2 separate regions of the Homo sapiens genome follow, and region 1 is linked to region 2. Evidence: chromatin contacts called from ENCODE Hi-C or POLR2A ChIA-PET data. All regions are on one chromosome and are shown on one strand. Each heading gives the region's core, a stretch centred on a gene start or an enhancer-like site at or near the end of the contact. The rest is flanking DNA. Distances are from core to core; before and after follow the strand shown.

Region 1 (6,120 bases), core at 2,080-4,579, 310 kb before region 2:
TTAAGATAATGTATACATTGTGTACATCCTCTATTGTCACCTGATTTTTCACTTTGTCTGTTTTTTGTTTCTCACTCTCACAGGATATACATCTTTCCACACCAATAGACCTTGTTTTCCGATGTAGCATTATTTTTCATAGTTGGCGAATATACAGTTATGGATTCATAACAGCAAGGTATCTAATTATCCTCTACGGTTAGATATTTAAGTAGTTTATGCCAATGTTTCCAACAGATCATCTTGTATTTGTCATAGTGTCAAGCACAGTTCGAGGGTCAGACTTACCTTCTCACTCTACCAGACCTTCATAGCTTATCGATTTGTCAAATTTCTGTGGCATGTTTCAGCCTTGGAGGACAGTCACTTAAGTACAGTTATAGTTCCTCTTTCTATCCTGGCTTGTGGCCGGGCTGTGCCTGAAGGACAGGGCTTCATGTTCGACGGATTTCTGGATTTTTGAACTGTAATTCAGTCCCATTCGGTTCAATAACCGAATTTATTTATTGGGCTTTGCCCCACATGCACATAGCAGATTCTCTGTAAACATGTGTTAAATGAAAACATATTTTTACAAATGGAATCCCACAGCACCTGGCAAGCCACTTCATTCTTAGTTGTGTCAAAGGCAGTACAATGAGGGTAAGCTGTGAGGTCAGACAGGCGTGGGGTCCAGCCGTGGTTCTGCGTCTTACAAAATCTGTGACCGTGATATGTAACTTCTCAAGCCTCCATTTCCTTATCTGCAAAATATAGTTAATTAGGACACCTTCCCCATGGGGTTGTGAAGATGATACAGACGATGTAAGTAAAATACTTCGCACAGTGTCCAGTATGCAAGCAATGTGAGCTGTCATTATTATTATTATTGGCTATTGCTTCCTAAGATAAATGAAGCATTTGAATTAAGTGCTAAGCTCTTAGTGAATACTAAGTCGGATTTAATTAAGTAGTTTTTCAGTTAGTATAAGGGGGAAAAAAAGAGGAGAAGAAAAATGTCTTACTGCTGAATCTTCCTGAACCTCCACAGGGCCTATCCACCCAAATTTGTTGACCGGGCCATTTGGTGAGTGAGCGAGTCTGTTGGAGGTTTTCTCTAGGTTTGGTGCGTGTGATGATAGCACAGTCCTCAGTGACTGCATGGTGTGTTTTATCTGAGGGCCTCAGGGTCTGAATTGTGATACTTATGTGCATGGCTTTTGTTTCCAGATGGAGAAATTGCACTGCAGAGAAATCTTTAAAAGCAATTACCTAATACTGCAGATTGCTGAACTGTACCCACACCCAAGACTGAGCATTGGATCAATCCAGAATATACATCAGGTGTTCTGCAATGTCTGCCTAAAACCATGACTCTGCCTCCTCCAGCTGTTGCTACATCTCACTATGGGTTTCCTGTGACATTTTGAGCAAGTATGCCTCTGTGACTGGGGTTCTTACACTCCAGAATGGATGAGAAGCACCGTAAGTGGCTTTTAAAATGAATATTCCCTGGCCCTTCAGTCGCTCTATAGGTCAAGAATCTGAATTCTCAACCTGTCTAGAAGGTTCTGGTTTTAATGGTCTGTGGGCTGCACATTGAGAAACCTGTTCAGCGAGTGCAACAAAGGTTCCACATGTGAGAAAGGAAGCATCAGGTCTCTTGAGCCTGTTCTTTAATCTGTAGGCTGCACCTTCTCTTTAAATTCTGCTAATAACACCATGCGAGAAAACACCCGAGCTTGAAAAGCCCATGTTCCAACATAACTGTCCTTCACCACTCTGGAAAATTAATGGTTTGTTTCGATTATCCCTTTGTTAAACTCCAAAGTCAAAGAGCTCTGAAAGGCATACGGTTATTTTAAGTTTCAGGTGATTTCTGTTGCCAAATATTTTAAAAATTTAAAATTGCTACGTGACCTCTTAGTAGTACTATTAGATTTCCTGACAATAAAAATAAGTCTTTTGGTTTCACCATTTATAGTTAGTACAGCTAATATTAAGTATAATTTTAAAAGCCTTTTATTTTCTCAGAAAGAAAAAATAATCAAAATCTGCTCAGTGTGGTATTGAATAATTAAAAACAAAAGAACAGTATCTTCACATTAGTGTTTAATATTAATTGCTTTTTTACCCTTGACACTGGTGCTAATTAAATTTTCATTTTATTTTCCATGACTTGTTTAAACAGTTTTTGCAAATTATTGCTAATCAGCCTAATAAAACTGAATCACCTATTAAACAATTTTGTTTTGAATTAAATGGCATTAAAATAATTCTGGCTGCCTTGTGTTATAATGTGTTACAAGAATACCAACCGCTACAGGTAATATGCCTTAGCTTTTACACATGCTTTAAATAAATCTACGGATGTATTTACCTACATGCACAAACATGCAAAGAGGCAGTGTTGGTTAGTTGAATGGGTTTCCGGCTGGATTTATTTCCCGTCTACTGTCTTCTCAAGAGGAAATCTAAGGCAAATCTCTTCAACAACCTGAAACTTGGTTTTCATCATCAGCAAAATAAGGAGTATGTATTTTTGAGGGAAAGGGTTATCGGTGGAAATAGAGGTTTCCCTAAGCACCGCTTTGCAGCCCCTTCCAGCAAGATACGATTAATGGGGTGCGGGGGGGAGAGCCCGTTGCCCCCACTCCCCCGGAGACTTTCCTGCAGTTTCGAAGGTGTAGGACACAAATGGTGGGTCTAAAATATTAGCAGCAGCCACCAGTGAGGAGCCACATGGCTCACAAAGAATGAAGAGAAATAATAGGGCCAAGTGGACCAGTTGGTAAAACCCCGGGGCCCCCACTGCGTTAGTGGGCTCTGGAAGAGGTGCCTTACTGGTACCCAACAGAGCCCTGGGAGGGTCTGTTGCACATGGCGGGGCAGCTTTGGGGGCAGTGGTACACAGCAAAATTGCAGGAGCAAGTGTGAGATTGACCCTCAGAAACTGCGATTACCTATGTGTGGGGGTGAGGGAATGTGAAGGAATAGTCTACACATGCTGGTCAGATGACTACCAACTCCTTTGCACTTACAACGACTCTGTAGTTCACAGAATAGGTAGGTTACTCATATTGTTATGTCTTAGATGACAAAAGAGAATTACGAAACATGAAGTGACTTAATCCAAGATGATGAATGGGGAGGTCAAATATTTTGTGATGAAATCATAATCACAACTCATGGCAGGAAGCAGAGTGCTGGTCTTACACAACACTTTTTGTTGGTGTCAGCATCAAAGGAAGAACACTGAAGCACGTAGGACAAGGCCTGATCTTGTATAACCTGAGTCTTCGGGAAAGATGGTACAGACAGGAGCTACAAGACCTGATCATTTGTGTTGGCTCTGCCACTAACTGGATGAACACTAACTGGATAAACAATCTCCGATGAGTCAGTTAATTTCCTCATGGTTTAAAAGAAAATGATGAAACAAATGCTATCTATCTCAAAGGACTTAAAATGAAAAGAATTAAAAAAATACAATTAAAAATGGTCAGAAAAGTTGAAAGTTTCATACAAAATGTTAAAATATGTACGTTAATGATCTTTATGTACAATAAAGAAGGAAACCTCCTGACATACAGCAATTTGCTGAGTCACATTAATATCTACTTATTAATTGGAAACACCAAGCCAGTAGACAGTAGTAATTTTCTTCTGGCAAATACATTTCAAACTGTCTCATTCAGTTTTCTCATTAGAAACAACAGATGCTAGAAGTTAATGAAAAAAATATTTAAAGTACTCAAGAGAAAGTAACTCTAAACCCACAATTCTATACCTACATAAATTATTATGCAAAAATAATGGCAAAAGAAAGACAATCCCAGCCATGCAGAAGTTGCCCTTCTAACTGGATTTTCTTCCACCCTTGCCCAAAGCAGTCTGTTTTTAACAACCAGTCAAAGGGGTATTGGTAAGGTGGAAGTTGGGCACGTCATTCCTCAGCTCACATCATTTTTAAAACTTTTTTTAAAAACAGCTTTATTAAGATACAACTTAAAAAAATAAAAAATAAAAAAGATACAACTTATATGTCATAAAATTCACCCCTTGTAAGTGTATAATTTTGTTATTTTTAGTAAATTTATAGACCTATGCAACCATCACCACAATCCAGTTTTAAAACATATCCACCATCCCAAAATGTTCCCTTGTTCCACTTTGCAATTAATCCCTGCTACTACTAATACCTCCAAGCTCTAGGCAGCCACGAATCTATTTTCTGTCTAAATTTGCCTTTTCTGGACATTTCAGAGAGATGGACTCATGCAATCTGTAGTTTTTTTGCATCTGGCTACTTCCATATGGCATAACATTTTTGAGATCCATCCATGTTGTAGTATGGATTAGCAGTTTGTTCCTTTATTTATTTTTATTTTTTGAGATGGAGTTTCACTCGTGTTGCCCAGGCTGGAGTGCAATGGCGTGATCGCAGCTCACTGCAACCTCCACCTCCCAGATTCAAGAGATTCTCCTGCCTCAGCCGCCCGACTAGCTGGGATTACAGGCATGTGCCACCACGCCTGGCTAATTTTCTGTATTTTTAGTAGAGACAGGGTTTCCCCATGTTGGCCAGGCTGGTCTTGAACTCCTGACCTCAGGTGATCCACCCACCTTGGCCTCCGAAAGTTCTGGGATTACAGGCGTGACCCACTGCACCCAGCTTAGTTTGTTCCTTGTTTATTGCTGAATAGTATGCCAGTGTGTGGACAGGTCACATTTTGTTATCTGTGCACTAGCTGATAACCAGATTGTTTCAAGGTCTTGGCTCTCATGGTTGATGCTGCTACGAACAACCACGTACACATCTTTGTGTGGATTGCCCACATTGTTCATGCCTTCCCACTTCCTTCAGAGTAAAACCAAAGCTTTGGCTGTGGGCTGCACATCCCTACCCCATGTGGTTTCCTAGTACTGCTCCTTACTGCTGTCCTCTCACCCCCTGCTCCCCCGTCGCTCACACCACTGCCACCACACTGGCCTCCTGGCCATTTCTCCAACACATCAGTCATGCCCTCCCCTCAGAGTCTTTGCCCCAGCAGTGCTTTCAGCCTGGAAGCTTTGGACCCCATTCCAGGATACCCTTGTAGCACGTCTCCCCCAAATCTTTGCTCTTCTTCTCCCTTGCAATCTCCCTTACCTATTACAGACAACTTCCAAGTTTTTGTTATTGAAAATGTGGGGAGAGAACCACAGACAGACAAGATAGCATCACCAGGAGCTGGTCAGAGCTGCACAGCCTCGGTCACCGCAGACCTGCTGAGCCGGGATCTGCATTTTACCAAGGTTCCCAGCTGGTCTTCAGGTACACTAAGGTCTGGAAAGCCCAGTTCTAACATACAAGATGATTTACTTCTTTGTTATACGTATTGTTTACAGCCATCATTTTGTACTAGAGCGTTCATTTCACAAAGATGAGAGATTTTGTTGTTTTATTCATAATGAATCCCAGAGGCTAGAACAGTGCCTGGCACACATTCATTGAATGAGCGGATGTTTTCCTGTAAATATCTGTAAAGAATTATCCTTGTACATTACCTGTAGAAGCCAGTGATTTAAATTAATAGTCTTGGACTTAAGCCTGGGTGGGGAACAATAGAAAAATTAATTTTTTTCCACTTCTGGGCATTAAAAAATATCGGTTCACTAAAGAATGCCTTCAAAGAATAAAGTATGAGTAGATTAAAAATAAAATGAGTAACCATCTAAGACTATGGAAATATGAAGAAGAAAAAGAAGCCAAAGAAGCGACACTGGACTGCCTGTGGGTCACCGCCTGTCTCCCTTTCCCCTGTCACGCAGCCTCCTGTGGAGCCGGCCGTGGAAACGCCCTGACATGGAGTCAGAAGCCCGAGCCCGTGTTTCAGACTTGGCGTTCATTGACCAGAAGAGCTGCTTCACCACTTAACCATGCAGCTTCAAGGGCTCCATCTGCAAAACGCAGGCTTGAACCACAGGACTGGTTATGCTCCTTCTTGTTCTGTGTCCTCTAAATCCACCCCGTGGGATGGTTCTCATCCTCATTTCTAGGAAAACAAGGCCCAGGTGGAATCTCTTTTCTCATCTGCAGGACTGATGCCTTTCTTGGCCTAAATTTCAACAACATGTGACTATAAAACTTACCTGTGT
Region 2 (5,890 bases), core at 1,432-3,931:
CCCCGTTGCCCTCCAAGAACTGCAGCTGAAGTTGGCCGTAGGTTGGACACTATACGGATACATTTGTATTCTCCCTCTTGCCTCTAGAAAGAGCGACTGGTGCTTCCCTGTTTGTGTGCTGCTTGGCACGCATGCCCCCGCCCCTTCCCCTGGCACCAGGCTCAGCACAGGCCCTGGCCCGGCGCCAACATGCTTTGTCTTAGGGACAGTTGTCTGGGTGGGGGGAGAAAGCCTGGGAGTGCTGGGGCCCGGCTGTCTGTGCTGCCAGGGGAAGCCGCTGTCCCCCTTTGACTCATGTAAGCTTGCTGCCCTGCAGCCCATGGGGACAGCACAGTGCCGCCCTGCACCTCGAAGCTGCTGCTGCACCCGCCTGGCCTGCCCCAGCCCTCGCCCGTGTCCCTGGAGAGTGCTTGCCCTCTATGCAGCCTTGGGGAAGCTGAGCTGAGCCCCAGCTGTATGGTCCTGACAGCATGCCCGTGCACTGTGCCAGACCCTGTCCTGGCGCGAGGTCGGTCTCCGGTGCCATTTACGAGGGCTTTGATGGGTTGAACACTTGCCTTCTGGGCCCATAAATTCTGTGGCTTGAGTTTTTGTTTCCTTAAATCAACCCTGACTCAGCTACCCTGTCCCACACGTTGGGCACATCAGACCTGACTGGAGCAAACATAGGCCAGGGCAGAGGGATGTCGCTGTGGCACCAGGGACATGCCAGCCTGCCCTCCCACCAGGCATGGCTCCCGGCTGAGGAATTCCAATAGAGGCCACCATGAGCTTCAGCATGCTTGACGCACAGGGACTCATAGAAGCCCCACAAAACCCACTGCAGGGGCTCTGGGCTTCTAGTCCTTGAGGTGCTGCTTGGTCCCCAGAGGGAATTGCATACCCATCCATGCCGCAAGCTGGACACTGGGAAGGAGCTGTGCTGTGCAGCCCCAGGCCTCCCTCCCACCCTGGCCTGGCTTCCTCTCTTCCCTCACCACCTTCTTCTGACCTTCCCCCAGGGATGAGTGACAGCGTCAAGGACAAATTTTCCATCGCGTTTTCCATCGTGGGCATGTTTGCCTCCCATGCGGTGGGGAGCCTCAGCGTGTTCTTCTGTGCGGAGATCACCCCGACGGTGATAAGGTGCGTCATGGGAGACACCCCAGGGGACGCCGGCTTCTCGGAAATCAAAGACGAGTCCCTGGCTCCAGGCTGGTGTGGGATTAACCAGCGTCAGCTCTGTCTCTGGCTCTGGACACATCAGCTTCGTGGTTCATAGCTGAGGTGGCTGTTGGACCCAACCCCGAGGCGCCCAAGAGGCAGTGAGAACCTGGCCCTGGGGTCCTGTCCAGGCAGCAGCAGGAGGAAGGGGGAACAGGGAGCTACTCTGGGCCCAGGAAATATGTCAGTGTCTGAGCGTCTGGCAAGGGGGGGAGTGCAGCGGATCACTTATGCCGCACTTCCACCAGAACCTGTGCTGCCAACTCTGCTAAGAGACCTCACGGCACAGCTAGTGCAAAATGTTTCACAAAGTAGAAAGAGCCTACCCCCCGGCCCTCCCCGAGATGGAGTTTCACTCTTATTGCCCAGCCTGGAGTACAATGGCATGATCTTGGCTCACTGCAACCTCTGCCTCCCAAGTTCAGGTGATTCTCCTGCCTCAGCCTCCAGAGTAGCTGGGATTATAGGTGTGCGCCACCACGCCCGGCTAATTTTTACATTTTTAGTAGAGACGTGGTTTCACCTGGTTGGCCAGGCTGGTCTCGAACTCCTGACCTCAGGTGATCCCCCCACCTTGGCCTCCCAAAGTGCTAGGATTACAGGCGTGAACCACCGTGCCAGGCCAAAAGAGCCTTATTTCATACTGACCTGAGAAGTTGATGTCATGAATCCAAAGCGAGCACAGCGAGTGAGATTACTGACTCATGTAAGAAACATGGATGGAGAGCCCACTGCGCGCCAGACACTAGGCCCAGAAAACACAGCAGCACAGTCCCGCCCTCGTGGAGTCTGCGGCCATTTCATACCTCCCTAAAAGGTGTGACTAACCTGTGCTCAGCCACTTTTGCTTTAGTTCGGAAAGTGAGGCTGACCCCTTCCTGGTGCCGTCTCTGCCCCTGGGTCGTGGTTCATGGGTGCTACACGCCATTTACTGTTGCCACCATGCTTATAGGTTAATAAAAAGGCACGCCTCCACTAAAAGGGCATCACTCAGCTGCAGTCATTTTCCTACACTGTTTGTGACTTACTGAGGAGCTTGAGTTATACCACACTGAACTTCTTAAAGGAGTATCAGCATTTCTCATGCACGTGCCTTCATAAAACAGAACTTGAGAGTAATGGCAGTAGTTCAGCCGTGAGTCAAAACCCAGGTGTCCGCATAATGACACCCTTGGGAAAATCCAGTAGCGGCTATTCCAGTCCAAGGCAGACTATGTGGAGGCTAAGCTGGGGAAGGCTTTGGGAGCAAGTAGGCAGGTCCGTGGACTTTCTTACTTTCCACATTTCCAGTAGCCATGCTAACAACAGCATCTTCACGTCCACACTTTTTGATTCATTCTCTTGGATCGTATCCTACAGGCCCAGCCTGACAGCTACTGGGCACCTGGACAGAAATGCCAAGGCATTGTATGATTAAGCACAAGGAACTCATCCTGTCCCTACCTTCTGCATCAGCCACAGGGGAGAGATGAGTCAGGAGCTTATTTAGTGCTTGCAGTTGCAGGATACCTCAGGCCGACCGCAGGCTCACTCCCTGTCTAAAGGACGGAAAGTGAAATTTCTCTCCTTTATCAAACAAAACAGCAAAGCCAAGTCTTTCAATAGACCAGAATCCACAGTCAGACCTTCTGGGTTTCCAGCTGGCCTCCTGCAGCCTTTGCATGATTATGCATATTTTGTTGGGGGAGGGGGTGGCTAGCGGGTACCCCTTAACTCTGGCAGTTGGTAGGCATCATTATTCTCTGTTAGATTTGGCTTAGCAAGCTAGACGGAAGGAAATGCTGTAAGCTTTTCCTCTTTGACGCAAACCTGGAAAGATTTGAGGATAGAAATTCAACAAACATGTTCTCAGATTCAGCTTGCCAAGATGACAAACTGGAAAAAATATGTGACCCTTGGTGATGCTTTTGTGCCTGCAGAGGATGAAAGGAAATTAAGTCCAAAGGGGGTCCCTGGGCCAGGCTGGGAGAATGTCTAGCGTTCCTGACAAATCCCTCTTCTCGCTGGGAGCCCTTTTCACCCGTGCCATCGGGAGGCCACAGCTCTTTCTTGCAAATGACTGAGGAACAATTCCCACGGAGGCCCTAGGATGGAAGTAGACTCCCCTACCATCCCCCCACTTCACAGAGAAAATTCCAAGATAAGCCACGATGGGCAGCCTGGGGCCCGTGAGCTCCATCTTTCTTAGCACAGAACTAGCCTTTCCCTGTGACACTATTACAGACAAGCCTTCTGGCAGCAAAGGGTAAGGGGCCAGGATGGACTGCCTGGAAGCAAATATTAGGATATGAAATTTTCTGCAAAAAGTTCAAAAAATGCTTTTATACTTTTCATACTTGTTCCACCACAAAAAGCAACAAAGGCCTGCAGAAATCTATTGCCCCAAGGATGATAGAGGCCAAGTTAACTAAATATTGTTTCATGAGATTCTGTTCAGACCTCGCGTTGACAGAACCAGCTACCCGCTCAGGCCCAGGCCAGGTGGTGGTTCTCATCAGCCAGTGCACAGCTCTGATTCATCTGTAAGACATTGGGAGTTGGGTGACTTTGCAAGTCTATCTGACTGTGCCCATCTCCCAGCTTGACATGGGCAGAAGTGGCCTGGGGTCCTGGGCGGATCTGGAAGCAGCTGCTGGCTGTGCTGGGGCGGATCTTTTCTATCCACTGTCCATCTGGATGCTCCAGGTGGGCTCCGAGGCTTCCTTTGCCCTCACGGAGGGGTCCAGGTGAGAGAGGAGGCAGGCGCTGGTGATCATGACACCCGCCTGTTTTCTCCTGCCCTGCCCACTCCGGCAGCCCTGGCCCTTTCTAGATCATAAGTCGGACAGGCCTCCCTGAGACACTCCCTGACTGACGACTCCCTGACATCTGTCTTCCGCTCTAATGCTGCCTCAAGAATAGGCACCGAGGGCCAGGATGACCTGGGGTTAAGGGAGTATCAGAGTCTGTTCAACTTCTTTAAAAAGTTGTATCTTAAAGGCCGGGCACGGTGGCTCACGCCTGTAATCCCAGCACTTTGGGAGGCTGAGGCGGGCAGATCACGAGGTCAGGAGATCGAGAGGATCTGGCTAACACGATGAAACCCCGTCTCTACTAAAAATACAAAAAAAATTAGCCGGGCGTGGTGGCGGGCGCCTGTAGTCCCAGCTACTCAGGAGGCTGAGGCAGGAGAATGGCGTGAACCCAGGAGGCGGAGCTTACAGTGAGCCGAGATCGCGCCACTGCACTCCAGCCTGGGCGACAGAGCGAGACTCCATCTCAAAAAAAAAAAAAAAAAAAAAAAGTTGTGTCTTAAAAATGTCACATCTGAAAACAAGTACTGAGTAGCAGACAGGAAGCCAGCATGCGTCCCATGCCGGCAGCGCCTGTGGCGTGCGAGCGATGAGCAGCGGGGCAGGATGAGGGGAGGGTGCTGATGATATGGCCCGGAGCCTGGGAAGGAACCAGACGGAGCTGCCCATGATCCTGAGGCCGCCTCCCTGTGTGGCCTTGGGTGGGTCCCTCGGCCGGCTTTAGTGTCCTTGTCTTAAAACAAAACTGACTACAGGCACCTTGTTAGGCGGGGGTGGAGAATGGAGGCCATGTGCAAAGGGCCTGGGCTCAGCACAGGACAGTTCATATTCTTCTTCTTCGCTGGGCATCTTCAGCAGTTGTATTTATTTCTATAAAAAATGGTACAAATATTTGCTTATCCTCAACTTCACAGAAATTTAGTCAAGTCACATTAAGTAATATAAAAGAGGAGCTAGAACAGGAGCCTCGCCTCGGGTGTTTCAATGTGAGATGGTAACGTTCACATGGCTAACAGCAATTTGATTCTGGAATCCTTAATTCAATGAAGTTTGCCATTTCTAGTAAGAAGTCGGCCTGCATATCAGTTTTCCTACCTTATTGAGATCCTATTGCTAGTAAAATAAAGATATCCCGTGGGTATTACAATTTTGTGCTCCTAAAGCCCAAGGAGGCAGTGTGCGCCCTCGGTTCTCTGTCCGTAAATCAAGCAGCTCTGACTTCTAAACACGGGCGTATGCTGCCCTCTAGTGACAACCCAGAGAAAAGCAGAAAAGGCACTGGCAGAGCCCACATTTCAGGGGCAGGAAAGGAACCCAACACCTTAAAACCAAGGATGTAACAATCTCTTTCTCTGAGATTTCAAGAGAGAAAAAAAAACAAAGCCAAAAATGGCATACCAACTTCTGCCAAAATTTTTCCTAATCGTACTGAATGATGTCAAGGATTTTTTTTTTTTTTTTTTTTTTTTTTTGAGACGGAGCCTTGCTCTGTTGCCAGGCTGGAGTGCAGTCGCGTGATCTCGGCTCACTGCAACCTCCAACTCCCTGGTTCAAGTGATTCTCCTGCCTCAGCCTCCCAAGCAGCTGGGATTACGTGCACGCGCCACCACACCCAACTAATTTTTGTATTTTTAGTAGAGACGGGGTTTCACCATGTTGGCCACAGTGGTCTCGATCTCCTGACCTCGTGATCTGCCCATCTCGGCCTCCCAAATTGCTGGGATTACAGGCACATGAGCCACCATGCCCGGCCATATCAAGGAATCTTTGATAGAAAACCAGAGAATTGCTCCCACAGAAAAAAATAAAAAGATATATTCCATATTATATATGCATGTGTACATTTGTTGCATATTATGTATATACATATACATAGACATTTTTCTAATGATCTG

The links. A loop is a pair of places that touch in the nucleus more often than their neighbours do. ChIA-PET counts read pairs that join two places held with the same protein, here RNA polymerase II (POLR2A). Pooled maps may share reads with other maps.
Region 1: a map of MCF 10A shows a loop between it and region 2 (11-fold over the local background). The contact joins two enhancer-like sites. A Hi-C loop is called at or near these places in 2 of 168 maps with a recorded cell type or tissue (K562 and MCF 10A) and 2 of 50 pooled maps. POLR2A ChIA-PET finds 5 or more read pairs at or near these places in 1 of 52 experiments (MCF 10A).

Annotation. Positions count from the first base shown.
Region 1 is chr6:3,589,625-3,595,744 of GRCh38, reverse strand. LOC100507336 (a long non-coding RNA gene) reads left to right here. Exons shown (of 4, transcript NR_187650.1): 4 at 1,210-2,255. Among named protein-coding and RNA genes, the nearest start is that of SLC22A23, 140 kb to the right of the region's middle. Within about 2 kb of position 3,329, at least 5 of the 41 ENCODE cell types and tissues checked have a DNase peak (open chromatin) inside an H3K27ac peak, as active enhancers do.
Region 2 is chr6:3,279,087-3,284,976 of GRCh38, reverse strand. It overlaps SLC22A23 (solute carrier family 22 member 23), which reads left to right. Exons shown (of 10, transcript NM_015482.2): 9 at 1,002-1,125. Among named protein-coding and RNA genes, the nearest start is that of PSMG4, 23 kb to the right of the region's middle. RefSeq lists enhancers at 1,532-2,459, 5,297-5,356 and a silencer at 2,588-2,882. Within about 2 kb of position 2,681, at least 8 of the 41 ENCODE cell types and tissues checked have a DNase peak (open chromatin) inside an H3K27ac peak, as active enhancers do.